2 separate regions of the Homo sapiens genome follow, and region 2 is linked to region 1. Evidence: read pairs that join two places in POLR2A ChIA-PET (ENCODE). Cell type or tissue: MCF 10A. All regions are shown on one strand. Each heading gives the region's core, and the rest is flanking DNA. Links, peaks and the distances in the headings are about the cores only. Region 1 holds the start of LOC124900595 (a long non-coding RNA gene). Region 2 overlaps FRMD6-AS2 (FRMD6 antisense RNA 2).

What was found. ChIA-PET counts read pairs that join two places held together with the same protein. Peaks named below come from ENCODE experiments on the same cell type or tissue, not always from the same donor. Only the 100,000 strongest peaks of a DNase experiment are listed, where the experiment ranks them.
Region 2: POLR2A ChIA-PET joins it to region 1 with 5 read pairs; 2 of 35 experiments call an interaction of 5 or more read pairs at or near these places.

What each region holds. Positions count from the first base shown.
Region 1 is chr14:51,335,022-51,340,400 of GRCh38, forward strand. All of the region lies in intron 1 of LINC00640 (long intergenic non-protein coding RNA 640), which reads left to right. It overlaps LOC124900595 (a long non-coding RNA gene), which reads right to left and starts at 5,091. Exons shown (of 3, transcript XR_943854.3): 1 at 5,010-5,091; 2 at 1,062-1,168. It overlaps LOC105370495 (a long non-coding RNA gene), which reads right to left. Exons shown (of 3, transcript XR_007064165.1): 3 at 5,096-5,214. In MCF 10A, for the core only: no CTCF peak of the experiment used is centred there; a DNase peak (open chromatin) is centred at 2,680.
Region 2 is chr14:51,451,692-51,457,070 of GRCh38, forward strand. It overlaps FRMD6-AS2 (FRMD6 antisense RNA 2), which reads right to left. Exons shown (of 3, transcript NR_051990.1): 3 at 2,821-3,124. It also overlaps a transcript of FRMD6 not described here. Among named protein-coding and RNA genes, the nearest start is that of LINC02310, 57 kb to the left of the region's middle. In MCF 10A, for the core only: no CTCF peak of the experiment used is centred there; a DNase peak (open chromatin) is centred at 2,420.

The DNA of each region.
Region 1 (5,379 bases), core at 188-5,187:
CTTGCCCTCAAAGAACTTCCGCTCTGTAAAATCCTGTGAAGTAACATATAATTAAGTACTAAATTACCTGGTAGGAAAGTTAAATGTTAGGTAAAAACCAAAGCCTGGCATAATCAGGAGAAGCTTCATGGAGGAGATGGGACGTAAGCTGAATTGTGAAGAATTGTTAGTTGTGGGGACCTTGAGAAAGAGGAGAGGAAGTTGCCGGCAAGAGGAAAATGATGTCCAGAGGCCTCAGGTGGGAGTGGGCTTGGGAGCTGGTGCTGCACCGGGAAGAGCAAGGTAGCTAGTGTAGAGGGATGATGGGAACTGGGAAAGGTAGGCTAGATTGCGCAGGACCTTAGAAACCAGGCAGAGAAATTCAGGCAAGAAAAGGGAGCTCCTGAAGCTATTGAAAGCCATGGGGTAGCAAGGATCCCACTGTTCCACAGTCAGTCCCCTCAGGGCCAGAGGAGTGCCCAATGCTGAGTGCCACTCGCTGCTAGTAGGGAAAGTGCTGAGACATCAGACACATCTGGGGAGATTCAGTGTTGGAGATGGGTGGCCAGGGGCAGATGGGGCAACAGAGGGCAGGCAATTCTGGGGCTGCTGGGCCCTGGCTGGCAGGAGAAAGGGGCAGCAAGTCAGCCCGGGGTGGCTGGAGTCAGATACAGAGTTGAGTCAAGGTCATGGGCTGTGGAATCTACAGTGGAGAGGGCCAGAGCTTCATAAGCAGGGCAGGAGGCCAAAGCAGACACTGAAGCTAGCAAGTAAGGAAAGACTTGGCACTGTGGAGTCTGAGGAATTAGTCTGATTATCTGTGGTGAAACGAGGCTCATGGGATATGCTCTTTGGAAATTCCAATAAAAAATCTGTGCTGGGCATTAAAGGACCATCTCCCATTGCATGGACAAGGAGCTGTGGGTTATACTCAGGATTGGTTTCCCCACATGGCAGGCTAGCCTGGCCATTCTACAGTCTGCCCAGAGCTGCAGCGTAAAGAGGCATTAGACGGTACATATTGTTGATTTCCAGGAAGTTACACTGCCCTACTTTAAGGTGATGCTCATTAGTCTGCAAACCTGGATGCTGAAGAAATCCATGTCATAGAAGGACAGAAGTCTTGTATCCTGTGCCAACTCTCATTGTTTGGTGGTGATTGCCTGGAGTGCTGGGGCTAGTCTGGGTTCTGCAGGAAAAAAGGTACTGATTGGTTAATGATATGTGCCATGGATGTGTGTGTGCGTGGAGTGGGAGGAGGTAAGTGAATGAGTGAATGATGGCACCAGTACCACCTATTTACTATGTCTGATTTGATCCCAACCTCCTGATCTCACAGGTGAAGAAATGGAAGCCCATAGATATTAAAAGTGTTATAGTGGTCACAGGACTCAGGGGTAGATCTGGGAGAGAGGCTGAGACTCCTGGTCTAGTGTTTTTTTTTCCTTTGGATCACAAAGCCTTCCAACCCTTCCACTCACCATGGGGCTGTCACACTGACTTCATTTTCCCAGTCCCACCCTTGGCTTCTGCTAGACTTTGCATTAGGAACTTGGCCACAGAACTAATTTGCACAATGGCCAAACTTGTTTCACATGTGATCAGGACTCTTGGGGGGAAGGATTCTAGGAAAAGAAATTGCAGATTGATTCAGAATTCCTGAGAGCTGGAAAATGCCATTAGGTAAGGGGATGGCAAGAGTTGACTGAGAGAGAGAGAGGGAGGAAGATTACTGTGGAAAGGTATCATGAGGGAAGCAGCAGTAGATTGTCACTACTTTTACAGAATTGAAGATGCACAAATTGAAGTTGGAGATTGTGGCTGCCCAAAGTGCAGAGTGGGCACATTGTGGGGAGGAGACAGCCTGATGGTTATTGAACAGTGTTGGGAGAGGTAACGTGCGGTTTTGGAAGGCATGTGGACAGTGGGGTCACCCAAAGCCCAGCTCTGCTGAAACAAAGTAGGCCCACAATAAATGTTAGCCAAAAAAGCCAGCTGTGCTTTCAGCATTTCATCCTCCCAACTCCACCTTGAGAGTGGATATGATTAGCCCAATCTATACCAAAATAGAAAGTGGCTGGGGTCTCAGAATGGCTAATGAACTCATCCAGGTATGCAAGTGGCTGATCATGTTACAGATTCCAAATCCCATTCTCTTTTCCCTGGTAGTGAGAATGTCTCCTGAGCATACCTGCTATTTAAGAGAATGAAAAGAGTTTTCTCTTTCTGCTTATTACCTTGCTCTTGGATGGAAAACAACCAGCTTCTAGTCTATGGGACAGGAATCTAACTTTATTCCAAATTCCTAGAGTAGAAATTAGCTCTGTGTGTTGTTCTTGAGTTGTATGCATGTTTTATTGAGGAATTAACTTCATAACAAAAGAGTATGATTGGAACTTTTATAATTGCACCTGTTACTTCTATTATTGAACTTCTCTCCCTCCCCTGTTTTATTGCTAAAAGAATCAGTGATAAATTATTTGTTTGGAGAAATGTGCAGCCTGCTGAGTCCAGACTGCCCTCATATGCTTTTGGTATCTAGACACATAAACTGTTGTTATTTGAATCTGTTTAAAGGAACTTCCAGCACATGCCCAGGCAGGGCCTCAGGGTGGGCGGAGCTCAGGTGGACTGCTGTCTCCATCAGGCTAATCACAGGGCAACGTGGCTCCCATCTTACTGCTAGCTTCAGAAATTAAACCTACACTTCCGGGGCCTGGTTGAAAACCACTGACTCTTCTGCCAAGCAGGAGCTGTGCCCTCAGGGACCATCTGCAGAGGTAGTGTGGCCAATTATGGGCATTCAAAGCAAGCCAACTGGTTTAAGCCATCTTTCGCTGCCAGTGTTGGCTGCTGGCAACAAAGCCAGAATCTGGAGGATGCTGGAGGAAGAGTCATCCCTGAGGTCTCTCTTCAGTCTCACAACTGCACTGTCTCTAATTTAATGTAGTCTGAGAGTCTCACAACCACACTGTGAGCCATGGAGCATCCGTTGATCTCATTGAATACATGAGGAAACCAGGACCCAGACCTATTATGTGACCTGTCCAAGGTCTCCTTGATCCTTAACAATGAAATGGAAACCCAGCTTTTACATTTCTTTAGAAATACTTATTTAAATGAAAAATATTACATTATTTTAATTATGCTGCTTCTTTCCGAAGAGAGATCATTATAACACAAGTGAAAAAAAAAAAGAAATTTTTAATACTTCTCTGCTTCCTTTTTTGGAGGGGAAGACAGCAAAATTATGACAACCAAAAAAACTTAACTACATGACGTTTCAACAGTTCCTACTGTCTTGCTTAAAAGACTTTGCAAGTGTTACATATTTTTGCTTTTAAAACACTGAATCTAAAAGTCTTTGCTATTATGATTTTTAAAATTTTTATGTACATATTTATTGGGAAGTAAGCTCATAGTAAAGAGCTTAGAAACTGCTATAAAAGTAGAAAACAAATGCCCTCCTAAAGTAAAAATTCAGAAATAACTATTTACTTTCCTATACTTCTTCAGGTTTTTCTTTTCTATGCCTACATATGTTTCTTAAACAAAATTAAGATTTTGCTGCATACAGTTTGGAGTCCTAATTTTTTTTTCCACTGGAGATTATATCATCCTATTTTTGTAATATTAAGATTCAAATGTATTATTAATTTTTTAAATTGCAAACAAAAATTATATATATATAGTATATAACATGATGTTTAGATAGATATATATTATGGAATAATTAAATCAAATTAGCATATCTATCACCTCACATACTTATTATTTTTGTGTGGTGAAAACACTTGAAATGTACTCTCTTAGCAACTTTCAGTTATATAATGCATTATTATTAATTATAGTCACTATGTTGTATCAAATACATTATTTTTAATGGCTGTGTAATATTTTCCCATTCCCTTCTTGAAACATTTTCTTCTTGGCTGCTGGAACATTTCTTTCTTGGTTCTCCTCCTTAGAATCTTCTAAGTCTCTTTTGTAGAACCTCTTCATCTCTTCTCAGTCTCTAATAGCAGGAGGTGCCCCAGAACTCAGTCCTGAGGCCTCAGACCTCTCCTAGTCCTTCTCCATCTGCGTTCACTTGCCAGGAGTGCCCATCAAGCACCATGGCTTCAAATACTGTCCACCCATCCCCAAGAACTCCCAGATTCTATCTCCAGCCTCAACTTTCCCCGGAATACTGCCTATTTGACATCTCCACTGAGATGATTAATGACATACTAAACTTACTGTGTCTTAAGCTAAACTTCTAATGAACCTGCACTCCACGTTCCCCTTCTCAGCAAATGGCAACTTCATCCTTGACCTCAAACCTCCAGGCCTCAAACCTCATCTGAGGTCTTCTCTGACTCTTTTCTCTTACATCACACATCCAGTCCTTCACAAAACCTGCTAGTCTCACCTTTTGAGTAGTTCCAGAATCAGATACCATTCCCATCTCACCTCACCTTCCCTGCAGCCGCACTGGCCCAAGCCATCTTCATCTCTCGGTTGGATGATTTCAGGAGCCCCCTGAGGGGTCTTTGCCTGGATTCCATCCTGGTCCCATGACAGTTTATACTCAACAAAGTAACCAGATAATGTTATGGATCTGCTCAAACCCTCAAAGGCATTGCAATGTCACTGCCAGTAAGTGTCTCTATCTCCCACTGCTGCCTCTATCCCACACCCCTCTGGCCCTTATCCACTCTGCTCCGGCCACACAGGTGTCCAGCTTCCTCTCCCTTTGGAACTTTGCTTTGCTGTGTCCTGACCTGATAGGTTCTGTCCCCAGATGCCTGCCTATCTTGTTCCCTCCTTGCTTAAGGTTCCTGTTCAAATTCCATCTTACCTGTGAAACTCTCTACATAGTCTTTATAAAGAGCAGTCTCTCTACCCAATACTCCTTTCCCTGCAATCTTACCTATTTTAATTTTTCTGCATCTTGCTTTTTCTGTGTGGCATGTATATTCATTTCCTAGGGCTGCCATAACCAAGTACCACAAACTGGGTGGCCTCAAACAACAGAAATTTATTCTCACCTTGTTCTGGAGGTCAGAAGTCCGGAATCAAAATGTCGGCAGTGTTGGTTCCTTCTGAGGGTTCAGAGGGAGAATGTGTTCCACGCCTGTCTCCTAGCTTCTTATAAATGGCTGGCAAACCTTGGCATTCCATAGCTTGTGGATGTATCACTCCAGTCTCTGCCTCCATCTTCACATGGCCATCTTCCCCCTGTGTCTCTCTCTTCTTATAAGAACACCAGCCATATTGAAGTAAAAGCCTATTCTACTCTATTATGACCAATTTAATGTAACTATTTACATCTGCAATGATCTTATTTCCAAATAAGTTTACATTCTGAGATCCTGGGGGTTGGACTTTAACACATCATTTTTGGAGGACCCATTCAAC
Region 2 (5,379 bases), core at 156-5,155, 120 kb after region 1:
TTAGTTCGCACAAGAGCTAATTGTTTAAAAGAGCTTGGCACCTCCCCCACTTCCTCTCTTGCCATGTGATGCCAGCTCCACTTTTCCTTTTGCCATGACTGGGATCTTCCTGAGGTCTTAACCAGAAGCAGATGCTTGTGCCATTTTTCCCGTACAACCTGCAGAATGGTGAGTTAAATAAATCTCTTTTCTTTATAAACTGCCCAGCTTTGGGTATCCCTTTATAGCAATGCAAAACAGATTAAGACACCCGTGGAGGACTTTGACATATCAACTTGTTTGGGCTTTATCCCAAGCAATGGGATGCCCATGGAATGCTTTAAGCAGGGCAGAGATGGGGTGAGATTGGTGTTTTAAAACTATTCTTTCAGCAGTTGAATACAGCATACATTGAAAAGGGATGAAAACTGACAGTAGAGAGAATACTCAGCAGGCTAGGGTAGCAAAACTGGCAAGAGATGATCAGAGCATGAGCGAGGGTTGGAAAGAAAAATGGGAATTTAATAACTATTTAGGAAATTAAATTAGCTGGACAGGCAGATGGAAGAAGAGGATGAAGGGGGCCGAGTCAAAGGTGACTAAGGTTCTAGGCCCAATGATGAGTGGATGGTGGCTAGAGAGACCATCTCCATTTGCCTGGATTGTGACAGTTTTAAGATTGAGAGTCCCACATCCTCAGAAGCCCTTCAGTCCTGGGAAAATGGGAATGGTTGGTCACTCTAGTGATGGTTTTCAAACTAACATGAGGAATAGTAGAAGAAGCTGTAAGTTTGGGATGTTGAGGAGATAATAAGTTTGATTTGGAGCATATTGACTGAGGTGCCAGTGGGCAACTAAGTTAGGATATCAAGAAGGCACTTGGAATGAGTCTATAGCTCAAGAACAGGAGGACTTTGACTTGGATAGAGTATATTTGGGAGCCACCAGCATAAACAGAAGTGGGTTAAGTCACCCAAGGAGTAGCATAAAAAGAGAAGTGAATCAAGAATTAAATGCTGCAGAATGAAACATTGGAAACTTCCATGTTTAAGGAGCATATCTAGAAAGAAGGGCCAGTGGAACAGGCTGAGATGGAACAGTCAGAGTGTAAGAAGGAAAGGCTGAAGACAGGGTGTTAGAAGGCATACGAGTAGAGTGTCTCAAAGCATGAGCAGTCATTAGGGTCAACGGCAAGGAAGATGTCCAGTACTTTGAGGAGAGAAGACGATGTCTCATCATCGGTAATCTTTGCAGAAACCCTCTCAGTGGTTTGATTGTGGGAGCCAGGTTGCTTCCAGGGAGAACGGAATGTGACTTGAGAAAATGGAGACAGTGAGTTCAGTCTAATCATCTGAGAAGCTTGAGGAAAAGGGAACAAGAGAGATAAAGCAAGAACCTGATGACCATGTAAAGTTAAGGGGCAGTAATTTAAGATGAGTGAGAACTGAACAAGCTTATAAACTGACAGGAAAAGCTGGTAAAAAAAAAAATAGAGAATTAAAGATGTGGTGCCCAAGAGAGGTGATTAATGCATCAGGGACCCTGGGGAGATAAAATGATAAGAGATGGATTCAAAACCAGAGAGGAGGATGTTGGCTTTGAGTCGGGGGCTGGCAGGGAGGATCCAACATACTCTGGGACTGTGGGAGGGAGGACAGGTTAGGGTGAGGTAGGGGAAGGAGCAAGAACAGCCTGAAATGGGAAGCTGTGAAGCAAAGAGCTGTGGTTAATGTCAGGCGGAGAAGACTGAGAAATGAGGAGATATTGATGGAAATGGTGGACATGAAGACACCCTCAGCCGCTACTTTTAAGAAGAATGATAATAGTCCAAGATTCAGAGTACTTTAAGGTACAGTGGATATACAGTTTTTGGAAAACTTTAGTAAATAGATATTTTGGAAGTGACTGACTGCATGCTATTTGATTGAGGGGATTATCAAATTATTCTCTTTAGAATTGAAGGACCTAAGTGATTAGCTTTGTCTCACACATGCATGCACACATACATACACGCATATGTGTGCACACACACAGACACACTCACCCCTTATATGTAAACAAGGTACAACCTGCTCAGACTCCAAAACAGGCATTAAAATACTAAAAGTATTGCTTTTAGACACAGTTAGGCTTGTTTTTAGACACAGTTAGTTTTTGCTAGGTGGGAGGCTGGTGTATAAATACAGAAAGGCAACGTCAAGCCATTTTTTTCCAATTAAAATTGTATACTCAGTTAGGTTGAGTTTAGAAATCACAGAGGAGCCATTCAAAGCCCACTGGAGACACATGCTTTAAGAGGAAATTACCAAAGGCGATGAAGCAGGGCTCTGCTCCGTGCCAGTCAGTGGGTGAAGCCACAGCAGCACAATGCCTACCAGAGAGAGCCGATGCCCCGCCAGCAGCCAGCAGGGAGGCCTCTATACGCTGCCTCCGTGAGTCATTCATTGAGAACAGCCTAATGCCTCCCTTGGCACAGGGAAATGCCATGGCATTTCATTAGCTCTGCTTATTTTGGTCAACAACTAGGAGCGGAGCCACGTACACAATGCTTTCCAGGGTATGTACTTTACCTTCTGGCTTTTAAAATGTTTTTAAACATAACTTTGCTCTGGCATAAAAGCAATGTATGTCCTTTGTAAACATTTTGGTCAATGCAGAAAAAATAGAACAAAGACCAAATTACCACTTCAGTGTCAACCACAGTTAACATTTTGGTGCATTTCCTTCTTGCCTTTCCTATGATGGGTTTCAGGATGAAGAGGACTGAGCTCTTCCCTCCTGAGAAGAGCAGATAATTCCAGGACAGGAAAAATTTCCTGGCAGATGAACCAAAATATCTGAGTTTGAATCACAGTCCCACCACTGCTTAGCCTATGGGTTTGGCAGCTGCCAACCTTCCTGAGGCTGCTTCCTGGTTTATGAGATGTTGGAATCTATTGTCAACCTCTAGTGCCTCTTCCAGCAGTCTGGTGTCATAGGCCTGTGATATTCTGCCTCCTCAGAAAGATGTGCTTTTGTTCACGAATTCTTCTTGAGCAGTTACAGCTCTTACTCCAAAACCCAGAGTCTTTGGAGCTGTGACTACAGGACTGCAAAGGAAGGGTCTTGGAATGATGTGATTACTCTCCATTCCCTTTGTTAGGTCCTATAATTAAAAAAAAAAATGAATGCACTGAATGAGGATGCATTTCAATGAAGAGCATATGTCAGAGGATCTAATGGCACAGGATTTATGATCATCCCATGAATTGAGCAAAGACAGTAGTTTGGTTCATTCTAGCGAATAATTAAATGTAAAGAATCAGGAGTTTTAAAAACCTGTTAAATAAACCTGGTTCAGAATTTCCCAAACTGTGTTCTCAGGACAAATAGGTAGTCTGTTGAGAGAGAGAGAGAGAGTGAGAGCGAGCCAGTGAGCAGTAGTCAAGTAAATTTAGAAAAGATGAGGTTAAATCAAGTGTAACAGTTTCTTTACTATAGGACTTCTTAGGACATTAAATATACTTAAATGCACCGGGAATCCCAAGGGGGATATAGAGTATGCCTCCTAAGCTAACCTGATTATGAAACTATTTTGTCAAGGCATACTAATTCACATCCCAAGAATTTAATTTTCCATAGAACACAGTTTGAGCAATACTGTTCTAGCTCCTTCTAGCAGTTCCCAAGGAAGTGATTTTCTTAAGGCACCATTATGGATCTTTCAATCATTATTCCTGACTGCTCTTGTCATTGTGGTGATATCTTGAGCTGAGTTTTTAAAGCCTATAAACTTCTTGACCTTGGATACTGTATTTATGGGTTTTGTAAATTCTTGCATTTGTCGGGCAGTTTTTATTTCCTCAAATATATAGTTGTCAGTGTTAACCTGTCCCGGACACTGAAGCAGCATTTTTAGCTCTGAGTTTTGCCATCATCAGTCTGTGTGATCTTGGGTGAGTCGCTTAACTTCTTTTGGTAGAGTCAGGTGACCTGGGCTAGGGTCCAAGAGCAGGAGAACACTGGGCAGAGAACAGCTTCAAACTCAGGGTTAATAGTCATAGAATTTAGGAAATTTGGAGGCAAAGCAAACGTCTGGGAATGAGAGGAGACAGCATAGAATTCTGGTATGGGGAGGAGGCAGTAAAGGGAGAGGTAAGGGAATTGGAACTCTCCATTGCCGAGGGCAGGCCTCCCTCTAAAAGCCAGATAGATGCAAAGATGGGGGAAGGTGAAGTTCAAGGTCAGCAGAGGCCTAGTCTTCAGGGGTAAGATTAAGGATTAAAATTTAGGAGAAGGTCTTGGACCTGTGCCTGATCTCCCTGTTATTTTCAGGCAGTGGGTGGGTGAAGCCTGCAGGATCAAAGGAGAGGAGCAGTTCCTTGCATCCAGACGCGGATAAAGTCTTAGGAAGCACTGGGCTTGAGGGGGCTCTGGGTGGGTGTTTGTTTCTGGCTGAATCATCATCCTGTGGGAATATTTCTTTTTCTCTTTTTTTCTTTTAAATTTTTTTTATTATACTTTAAGTTCTGGGATACATTCTGCAGAACTTGCAACATTGTTACATAGGTATACATGTGCCATGGTGGTTTGTTGCCCTTATCAACCCATCACCTACATTAGGTATTTCTCATAATGCCATCCCTCCCCTAGCCCCTCGCCCCCTGACAGGCCCCAGTGTGTGATGTTCCCCTCCCTGTGTCCATGTGTTCTCGTTGTTCAACTCCCAATTATGAGTGAGAACATATGGTGTTTGGTTTTCTGTTCTTGTGTTAGTTTGCTGAGAATGATGGTTTCTAGCTTCATCCATGTCCCTGCAAAGGACATGAACTCATCCTTTTTTTACAGCTGCATAGTATTCCATGGTGTATATATGCCACATTTTCTTTATCCAGTCTATCATTGATGGGCATTTCTCTAATGACCAGTGATGATGAACTTTTTTTTCATTTGTTTGTTGGCTGCATAAATGTCTTCTTCTGAGAAGTGTCTGTTCATATCCAGCAATGCTCCAAAACTGAAATCAGTATATTGAAGAGAGATCTCCACTCCCGCATTTATGCAGCACTACTCACAATAGCCAAGATACAGAATCAACTTAAGTGTCCATCAATGGAAAATGGATAAAGAAAATGTGGCATATATACACAATGGAGTACTACTGAGCCAGAAAAAGGATGAAATTCTGTTCTTTGCAGAAACATGGATGACCCTGGAGGACATTAAGTAAAATAAGCTAGGCATCAAAAGATAAATACTGCATGTTCACAGTGATATATGGAATCTAAAAAAGTTGATCTCATACAAGTAGAATGGTGGTTACTAGAGGCTAGGGAGAGCAAGAGAGAGGAAAATGAGGAAATATTGGCCCATAGGCAAAAAGTTACAGTTAGGCAGAAGGAATATATTCTAGTGCACAGC